Regions from separate parts of the Homo sapiens genome. Here region 2 is linked to region 1. Evidence: chromatin loops called from intact Hi-C (ENCODE). Cell type or tissue: GM12878. All regions are shown on one strand.

What was found. Hi-C counts contacts between places; a loop is a spot of excess contacts. Peaks named below come from ENCODE experiments on the same cell type or tissue, not always from the same donor. Only the 100,000 strongest peaks of a DNase experiment are listed, where the experiment ranks them.
Region 2: a loop joins it to region 1, with 4 times the contacts of the local background. A loop is called at or near these places in 2 of 110 quality-filtered maps.

The regions. Positions count from the first base shown.
Region 1 is chr18:57,050,109-57,055,108 of GRCh38, reverse strand. LINC-ROR (long intergenic non-protein coding RNA, regulator of reprogramming) reads left to right here. Exons shown (of 5, transcript NR_152602.1): 5 at 1-550. It overlaps LOC105372136 (a long non-coding RNA gene), which reads right to left. Exons shown (of 3, transcript XR_935515.2): 1 at 4,973-5,000; 2 at 4,086-4,538; 3 at 3,627-3,871. Among named protein-coding and RNA genes, the nearest start is that of WDR7-OT1, 13 kb to the right of the region's middle. RefSeq lists an enhancer at 3,017-3,236. In GM12878, a CTCF peak has its summit at 2,728 (motif pointing left); a DNase peak (open chromatin) is centred at 3,218.
Region 2 is chr18:57,559,141-57,564,140 of GRCh38, reverse strand. It overlaps FECH (ferrochelatase), which reads left to right. Exons shown (of 11, transcript NM_000140.5): 6 at 1,161-1,267; 7 at 4,898-4,996. Among named protein-coding and RNA genes, the nearest start is that of FECH, 25 kb to the left of the region's middle. RefSeq lists a silencer at 1,118-1,291. In GM12878, a CTCF peak has its summit at 2,115 (motif pointing right); no DNase peak of the experiment used is centred here.

The DNA of each region.
Region 1 (5,000 bases):
CTGGAGTCTTCCCCACTGAGTTGATGATGGAACAGTAGAGTGGGGCCTGAGCCCCGTTAGGGCATGAGCTGCTGAATGATTCATGTGAACACCATGCACATGGGAGTGAGGTTTTGAGCAGTGTGCCACAGGAGCCTACCCTCAGGCCCCACCATAAAATGTAGGGCCAGTCCTACATTTTATCAATGACTTGCGTGAACACAGAAAATGTGGATACAACCAAAAGGTAACAATCCAATTAAAAAATGGACAAAAAACTTGAATAAACATTTCTCAAAAGAAGATATACAAATGATCAAAAAGCATATGAAAAAATGCTCAACATCGCTAATTGTAAGAGAAATGCAAATCAAAACTATAATGAGATACCACCTTATATTGATTAGGAAGACTGCTATAAAAATAGTAAACAAACAAACAAACAAAGTAAGTCTTGGGGAGGATGCAGAGAAATTAAAATTTTTGTGCACTGTTAGTGGGAATGTAAAATGGTGCAGCTGTTACGGGAAACGGTATGACAGTTCCTCAAAAAATAAAATGTAGAAACAGCATATGTTCTAGCAATTCTATTTCTGGATAACATACCCAAACGAATTAAAAACAGGGTCTCAAAGAGAGATCCGTACACCCATGTTCATAGCAGCATGATTCACCCTGGCAAAAGGAGAAAGTAGCCCCAGTGTCCATTGTGAATGAGTAGATAAACAAAATGTGGCACATACACAGAATTAAATATTATTCAGCCTTTTAAAGGAAGGAAATCCTGACACATGGTACAACATGGATGAACCCTGAGGACTTTATGCTAAGTGGAATAAACCAGTCTCACTAAAGAGCAAATACCATAGGATTCCACTTATGTGAGGTACATAGAGTAGTCACATTCATAGAAATAGAAAGTAGAATGGCAGTTGCCAGGGGTCAGGGGAAAAAGTTTAAGGAGAAAGCCCCTTTGGGGGAACAAGATGGTGCCTGGAAAATAGAGGTTATAAAACCTGTATTCCAACCCTCAGTGGGCTCAAATCTTTCTGCATGGAGCCAGGTTTTCCCCATCTGATTCTTCATGAAGTTCCCACCCACCCCCTCATCTCCTGCACAGACAGAGAGCAGCCTGGATTTACTGTGACAGGGTGCAGAGGGGGTTCTTTGCAGCTGCCTTTTGGGGTGGGGCCACAGCTGGTTGTTCTTGAACCCTAAGTAAGTCTTGGGATAAAACTGTTGCAAATGAAGCTATTAAGAACCCTGGTTAGTTCAATAAGGGCTTTTGAATAACAAAACAAAAAAAAGTAGGATTCTTAAATCAGCATCATCAGCTCTGTGTATTCCTGGAGCTTGAGGGGTTCCTGCCAAAGAAGCCGAACTAAGGAGGCTTGGGAGAGGCTCCAGGGCCTTTCTGGGGTGCTTCAGAATGTGGCAGAGGTTGCTTCTCAGCAGGTTTAAAGAGTGATGATTTTACTTACAATCGGGGCTTTGTGGGAAGTTTAGATATTGCTTACAAGTTTCCAGAATGTGGTTTATTTAAAACCAGAATTTGCAGAGGACCCACTAGTCCAAGTTTCTGTGCTAATAAAGCCTGATTTGCAAAGATGGTCAGGGCAGTCACGGCAGAGTCTGCGGGGCCACCAAGACCCAACAGGCTCGGACTCAGCGTCCTCTCCTTGCTGTCTCCAAAGCAGAGCACTTACTCCTGAACAACTCTGCCCGTCAGCTGTTTGTCAAAACCAAGGCAACAATTAAAACAATCCAGAAAGCAAATTCTGGGCACCAGGAAAGCCCCATAGCAAATAGGGTTGGCCCTGGCACCAATCTGTGGGTGTGGGACATCAGAGTGCCTACCAGGTGGAGTTGGGGGATTCGAGCAGTTTCCACACTGAGAGAAGTGGGGATGGCTGGGCCTGAACCAGCTGGGGAGGGCTGCCCATCCTGCTGGGTGTCCTGTCCCAGACCCTTTCAGATGCTGCCAGGACATGGAGGGTGACAGAGCAGCTGAGTCAGATTGCAAGGGGTTCAAATGCAGAATCCTGGGCCTCCCAGGCCCACCGAATGGGACCCTGGAGCAGTATGGCTGGAGTGTGCATGGCTAGGAAGCCGGGTTTCTGACACACCTCCAGTGGATCTGGGCGCACTCCAGTTTGAGACCATCCTCTGGGTGACAGCCCTGCTGCAGGGGTCAAAGGGTGATGGATGAATCAATTTTATTGACTTTTAAAGCTGAAGGAGTCATGGGGCCCAGCCCAGCTCACCAGGCACAGAGGCAGCACATTGAATATTCACCTCCTCCTTCAGCGTCCATTTCCCTCCATCCATCCTGGTTGTGTCTCAGGACTGGCAGTGAACCGGAGAGACAGAATCCCTGTTCTCAGGGACCCACCATTCCAGATGATGACGGTGCCTTCAATTAAATAGCACTGTCACATCACAATCACCCATGATTCTATCGCCTGTTGTTGAGTATATTGTTCTACCAACTTACAGATGAGGGAATAGGACCCAAGAAGCCCAAGGGCTTGGCCATGGTCTGGAAGCTTATAAGGGAAGGACAAATCCTTGAAGGCAGTGCCTTCTGCCCCCGACCCCCCAACCCCCAACCCATGCCAACCCACAGAGAATTACTGGGCCTCATCTCTACAAATCAGGGGTTCTCAATGTGGGCACTTCTCCAGGGGACGCTTGGCAATGTCTGGAAACATTTTTGGTTGTTACAACTGGGGGTGCTACTGGCATCTAGTGGGTAGAGGTTGGGGATGCAGCTAAGCCTCCCACAAAATGCACAGCAAAGAGTGATCCACCCCAAATGCCAAACAGTTCTTGTGGCTGAGAATAGAGGCAGGGCGGGGATTTATGTTATTTAACACAGTAGATTGGCTGTTTCATAGAAGTAGTGTGAGATAAATACGTTCTTCACTTTACAGAAGAGAAAATTAAGGGTAAAAAGTAATGAATGCTAAAGGTCCCATAACTAGAACCAGGTAGAACTGGGACCTAAACCAGCATCTGTCCTGCTCTAAGTAATCATAGCTTTGCCCCTGAACCTCCTGGTCACCTTGGGGCCAGCAGACTAGGCTCAGTGCGAACAGGAGGAGGCCTGGGTCTGAAACAGCTTGAGAAGCACCTTACCCCAAATCCCCACAGATCTGAGGGCTCCTTACTTGCTGCTGTCCCCAGGGCCCTGCCCAGTGCCTCATTTCCCACTAAGGAAATCCCCTTGAAATTCTTTTCTTGGTTGTTTTTTGTTTGGTTGGTTTTGGTTTTTTGCAGGTGCTGAGGTTCAGGAGTCTGCACTCAGCTTGTCATTAAATCAGGCTTAAACTGGAAGTCTGGCCAGACTGGGGCGGGTCTCCAGTTATCTTGTGTGACAGCCACAATGGCTCGCCTGGCTTCTGTCCAATCTGGGTAGGTCTCCAGTTATCTTGTGTGACAGCCACAGTGGCTCGCCCTGCTGCCACCACCCTGGCCCCTGCTCTGGGGGTGCTTGGAGCCTCCCACCCACCCCACAAAACTGGATCCATTAAAGGGCTTTCCAGGCCACACCCAGCTAAGTTCACAACACCCCCTTCCCTGGCAGGCTGGGGCCAGGAGGGGCCCTCCCTTTCCTTGGAGGGATGAGCTGGGACAGAAGGCAGGGGAAGGAGATCAGAGATTCCCTCCATTCAATTCAGAAATAATGGATTCCTACAGAAAAGTCACTTCCAGGGACAATTTGGTGGTACCTGCTGATTGGCATCTCTTTGGAGGATTTATTTATGGGCACACAGTTCTTGAAACCTACTGGAAGGTGGGCCCAGCACCAAGGACCCACTGGGGCAGGGCGTTTCTGGAAGTAGTGCAGCTGGTTCCCACGGGAATGCAGATGCAGAGGAGGCCAACCCAGCTTCTCCCAGTGTAGCAGCCATAAAGTCAGGGGATAGAGAGGAGGGAGGGAGAGAGAGGAAATGCTTTGCAGGGCGTTGCACACTTGCTGGGCTTCTCCCCAAGGCCTGGGGCTCCTCTCCTCACCCTCTTCTGGCCCCTTCCTTTTCTCACCCTCCTCACCCCCACCTAGGCTCTAAGTGAGGAAAGAGGTGCCACTCACTCCCAGGACTCACCCCATCCGCTCCCCAGAGTGAGCCTTCTCAAAGCCTCAGAAGGAGGAACATTCCAGAAGGGAATTGTTCCTGTGCTTGAGATGGAAAGAGTACGTTAAAGTGGTCCAGTGGGCAGGAGAGATGGTCAGAGGCATGGCCCATCTGCCAGTCAGGGCTGGGGTTTGCAGACATCAGCCTGGCCAAGCTGGGACCTTTGTACCCCAGCCCAGATGCCAGTGAGGTCAGCGAGGCCACGTCTGAAATGTAAAATGCAATCATGGCAATAACTTCCCTGTTTCCACGTCTCACCTTTATGACACATTGTTTGGCTGGGGTTTAAGGAAGCAGAACCACTAGGAGTGATGTAGAATGAGCAGCCCACTGCAGGGATTTGACTGCTGTGGGAGCTGGGCACACAGTCTTGTTTCTTCTGAGTGGGGTCATGTGCCTGAAGTCCCAGGGCCAGCGTTGCAACTGAAAGACAGGAGTGACAGGGGAGAGCAGGGACAATGGGAACCCCCAGTGGACAAGGTGGAACCTGCCTTGGCCTCTCTGTCTCCAGGCTCCAACCTGGCTACCCAGGAGGCCTGCCTGCAGGAGGAGGCACGCTTCTGCCCTGGAACTATGCTGGCTCACACCTGGCCACAGTTTGGAGCAGCTGAAGGAAGGAGTCTTCTGGGAGATGGGAGACTGGGGAAGGTAGGGGTGTGCTTGGGGAACTGAGAGGAGGTGGGGAACATATATTAATAATATACCCATACTAGCCGGGCAGTGGCTCAAGCCTGTAATCCCAGCATTTTGGGAGGCTGAGGCAGGCGGATCGCTTAAGCCCAGGAATTCGAGACCAGCCCAGGCAGCATGAAGAGACACCCCCCACCCCGTCTCTACAAAACAATACAAAAAATTACCCAGGTGTGGTGGTGCGACCCTATAGTC
Region 2 (5,000 bases), 510 kb before region 1:
TTTGGGAGGCCCAGGCGGGCAGATCACCTGAGGTTGGGAGTTTGAGACCAGCCTGACCAACATGGAGAAACCCCGTCTCTACTAAAAGTAAAAAATTAGCCAGGCGTAGTGGCATATACCTGTAATCCCAGCTACTTGGGAGGCTGAGGCAGGAGAATCACTTGAACCCAAGAGTTGGAGGTTGCGGTAAGCTGAGATCGCGCCACTGCACTCCAGCCTGGGCAACAAGAGCAAAACTCCATCTCACAAACAAACAATAGTTACAAAGCTTTTATCATAACATGGAAAATATTTATTTCATAATATTAAGTAAAGATGCTCAAAATACTCAGCATGCAGAATTGCATATGTATTAAAAATTACAACTTTGTAAAACAAAACATCTATAAAGAAAAAAAGAACCATATTAGAGTAAAGCAATGACTGTAATTAGCATGCTGGGATAATGGTCAGTTTCTTTTTTCCTTTCTTCCCCATCGCATACATTTCCTATAATGGGATTGATAACCTTTGTAACTGGAAAAAAAATAACATACTTTTTTTTTTTTTTTTTTTTTTTTGGGACGGAGTTTCGCTCTTGTTGCCCAGGCTGGAGTGCAATGGCACGATCTCAGCTCACCATAACCTCCACCTCCTGGGTTCAAGCGATTCTCCTACCTCAGCCTCCTGAGTAGCTGGGATTACAGGTGCACCACCATGCCTGGCTAATTTTGTATTTTTTAGTAGAGATAGGGTTTCTCCACGTTGGTCAGGCTGGTGTCAAACTCCCAACCTCAGGTGATCCACCAGCCTTGGCCTCCCAAAGTGCTGGGATTACAGGCGTGAGCCACCGTGCCTGGCCGACATACTTTGAATTGTAAGACTTGGTCCCTGTAAATATGACTGCTTATATTTCATAACTTTACGGCCATCTTGTTTTTCACTAGAACTGACATCAATAATCTTTGAAAGTCCATTGAAATTGATTGCTTTTTAGTGATCTTCATTTGCAGGGTAGTTAAATCTATATGCATTTTAGAGTATTGAAATGATTGTAATTAGACTGATTCAGTAAAGAAGCAGTTACCTGCTTTGAACTTATATATACTACCTTTACGAGTCTGTTTTTTATTTTCACCATAATCAAAATGCATCTACTAAGTGGTCTCTGTATATTTCAGGCAGCAGCTTAAATGCCATTTACAGATACTATAATCAAGTGGGACGGAAGCCCACGATGAAGTGGAGCACTATTGACAGGTGGCCCACACATCACCTCCTCATCCAGGTAAGCCAGTGCTTGCCAGCTGCCTGTCACCCCAGCATCTAGTGTGAATCAGCTTCTCATCCCTTCTGGGTTTGTGGATGTCCTTCTGAGCCTTACTGTTCCCTTGCTTAAATTGTGTGTTTGGGATTAAATAAAAGTATTATATTCTTGATTTATTATGAAAAGAGAAAATACATTTAAAGATTAAAATGACTAGACTCTTCTTTCTTCAGATTAATGCTATTAGTCCCAAACCATAACAAAACGATATTTTGAGTTTTGTGTTTCCTATGACCAGAAGAGCATTAAAGATTGTGCATGGTGTTTCAGCTAACTTACATTTGTAGGTTGAGTGACTGACCAACGAATTAAATTTTCTACTTTCTAAATCCTTTAAAATGTCAAACGATTTTAATAATGTAAAAGTAATATATCTACATGTTCTGAGACATGAAAATAAATTGAACATTTCGATTGAGAAAGTTTCACATATTAAAAGAAATTTCATATTTCTTCTATGCAATTTATATTTATAATATTTTTATTAACAGATGCTTGATTTTAGGAGAATAAGTTAAAATTACAGTTCTAAAGTTAATAGCTTTGAACTGATGTTACCATATTCTTTTCTGCCTGTCAAATATGGGAGGGCAATTGGTAAAATATTGCCCTAAATTATGCAAATATAATTTTGTTCTGCTAGTAGAAGTTTCTGCTTTTGAGTTATTTTAGGTAGGGGAAATATTAAGTCATTTAGATTTGATCCATTTTATTTTTCACTCCTTGAACGTTTTCTGACTCCCGGCAAAAAACCCTACTAACAACTTCTTTAGAAGCCTGGTGTCATTTAAATCTGTGACCACTAGATGGTGCTAGACATCATTGAAATCAGGCCAGCTCTCCCCAGAGCAGTGTTCCTTAGGCATGTAAAGGGTTAACACTTGGGTTGAAATCCAATTTTAAGTAAAAACTGAAAAGAAGGAGCTTACCCTTAGGGGTGGGTGTAGTTGTGGTCTCTGTGTGCACCATTGATGGCTGTGTTGCTGGGTCCAGCCAGTACTGCCTGAAGCACCAGCAGCCTGGGTTTTGCTTTGGGAGGCCTGCGATTGGAAAGGAGGGGGGTTTCAGGTCAGCATTGACATGTGGTAGCAGGGAATGGAGGGATCTGCACAGCATCTGCCTGCCCTGATCAAGTGAGTAATTAGATTTGCATTAAAATTCAGCCCTTTGAAAAGGAGGGAAGCAAAACGATGGAAAGGTCTCTTAACTGAGGAAGTCTCTGTTCATAAAATGAAAGGGAATTTTAGAGGCATTTATCTGCCCTCCTAGATGGTGTGATTGAAGGCTCTGAGAGGCTCGGTGCCTCTTTCATTCTGCAGAGAGGTTGGGAGTAGAAAATACCGCAGATGGGTTTTAGGTGATTTAAATAGCACTTCTCCTTGCCCATGGCGCCTCAGTTTTGAAGATGGCTTAGAGGCTGTTGCAAGCCATATGATTTGTGTTTTTACTTGCAGCTTTGCAAGCCGAGAAAAGAAAAACACTAGGCTTTGGATACGATATGACATTTTTGGAAACCAGAAAACAAAACCCTAAACTAAAATGAAAAATATAGTTTAAAACTACAAATTCTGTTTTGAATCCACATTTCTGCTTGGCATAGGTAGTAATTGCTCCAAATAGCCATTTTATTACTGTTTTCTCTAATATTGGTATTTATTTAGCTGTTGGGTTAATTGGAGCAAATTTATCTTCTAGGCTCCTGTATAAACCTTGCAGTGGGCCTCCTTATCTAGGCTGAGGTCCAAAAATAATCCTTTCTGAGCATCTTTAGTTTCCAAACACTGCAAAGACCAGAAAATATTGGTTTCGTTTGTATCTAATCCTGTCACATTTGCTGAGAATTTACATTATAAATTCTGAAAAGGGAACTTAACTTTAGGTACCATTTTATGCCTTAGGATATTTATTTACCAAATTTTGAGAGTTCTGGAAAGATTAATAATATCTCAATATTTATTAGGGAATAGTTTGCTTATCCCATAGTTTTCACTGACCACTGATGTATCAAAATACCAACAAGTGCAGATTTACATGTTTCTGATAAATTGTCCTTTATAATTTTTAAAAAGTTACAAAGGACCATTTAGAAATAATTTTAGATATGCAGAAAAGTTACAAGATTAAGAATAGTATAAGGAACTCTCATCTACTCTTTTACCTATATTACTGTATTATTATTATTTTGAGGCAGGGTTTCACTCTGTTGCCCAGGCTGGAGTTGAGTGGAACGATCATAGCTCACTGCAACCTTAACCTTCTGGGCCCAGGTGATCCTCCCGCCTCAGCCTGCTGAGTAGCTGGGACCACAGGCAGGTGCCATCACACCCTGCTAATTTTTAAAAATGTTGTGGAGATTAGGTCTTTCCATGTTGCTCAGGCTAGTCTTGAACTTCTGGGCTCCAGCAGTCGTCCAACCTTGGCCTCCCAAAGTGCTGGGATTACTGGCGTGAGCCACTGCGTCTGGCCTATTGATGTGTTATTAACATGTATATCCCACTTGCTTTATCATTTACACGCCCCGTGTGTGTGTATGTATGTGTGTGTGTCTGTGTTTGTATAAACATGATTTCTTTTTCTGACCCATTTGAGAATAAGTTATGCATATATCACCATCCTCTACACCTAAACACTTAAGTGTGTTTTCTAAAATCAGGAATATTCTCTTACATAACCACAATACAACATTCAACTTCAGTAAATTTAACGTCAATATTTAAACTTTTACTTAATTTACATTCATATTCTGATTTTGTCAGTTGACCCATTTGTGTCTTTTGTAGCATTTTTTTATAAGCTAAATGACAGAGAATGATTAAAGTATAAGACGAAAGAAAGCCCCTTCAGTTCTGGTATTTCAGCACCTATCGACGTGAATCAAAGTGCCGGCTAGACGAAGGGAGCTCCCTGGTCTGGTGGACAGAGATTTGGAGGGGGAGGCAGGAACCATGTTCTTTCTCAAGTTCCACAGATGTGACTGAATGGGCCCCTAAGTTTACCACATCTTTCCCGGCTCTGTGAATTTAATGGGTGTGTATCACCTGTCATCTGTTGTTGTGAAGGTTTTTATAAAAATTGACTTGATGGGGATATGAGGCTCAGAAGAAACTGTTATAAAAATAGAGCAGTATTTTCTTATTTCCCTACTATTCCTGACTAATGTATTTAATGTGGTATGCCTGAAAGCCAAACTAAGGAGGCTTTAGAAAGACCCTGTAAGCTGTTTTCCTGCTAACGGAGCAAATGAGAGGTCTTAAAACAACTCCTTCCCATCTGTGTTTCCTTTCCATCTGGAAGTGTGCCCTGTCCTTCCCGAGGGGAAGCAGATCCACAGCGCGCATTTGCAGTGAGCCATTAGCGAGCTTTAGAAGTTTCCCAGCAAATTCCCTAGGCCCCTGAAACTGTTATGATCCATTTTGATGATAAACCAATGCTGAGAGGCTGGACTGTTTGCAATTTTTTAAAAAAGAGAGTTCGGATTTTTGAGGGTTGCTCTGAGATTTTTGGTGTAGGCTTCATTTTAAAATTATTTTCTTTTTCCTTCCATTTCTTTCTTCCCTTCCTCTTTATCCTCCTTTCTTGTTACTCACTCAGTGCTTTGCAGATCATATTCTAAAGGAACTGGACCATTTTCCACTTGAGAAGAGAAGCGAGGTGGTCATTCTGTTTTCTGCTCACTCACTGCCCATGTCTGTAA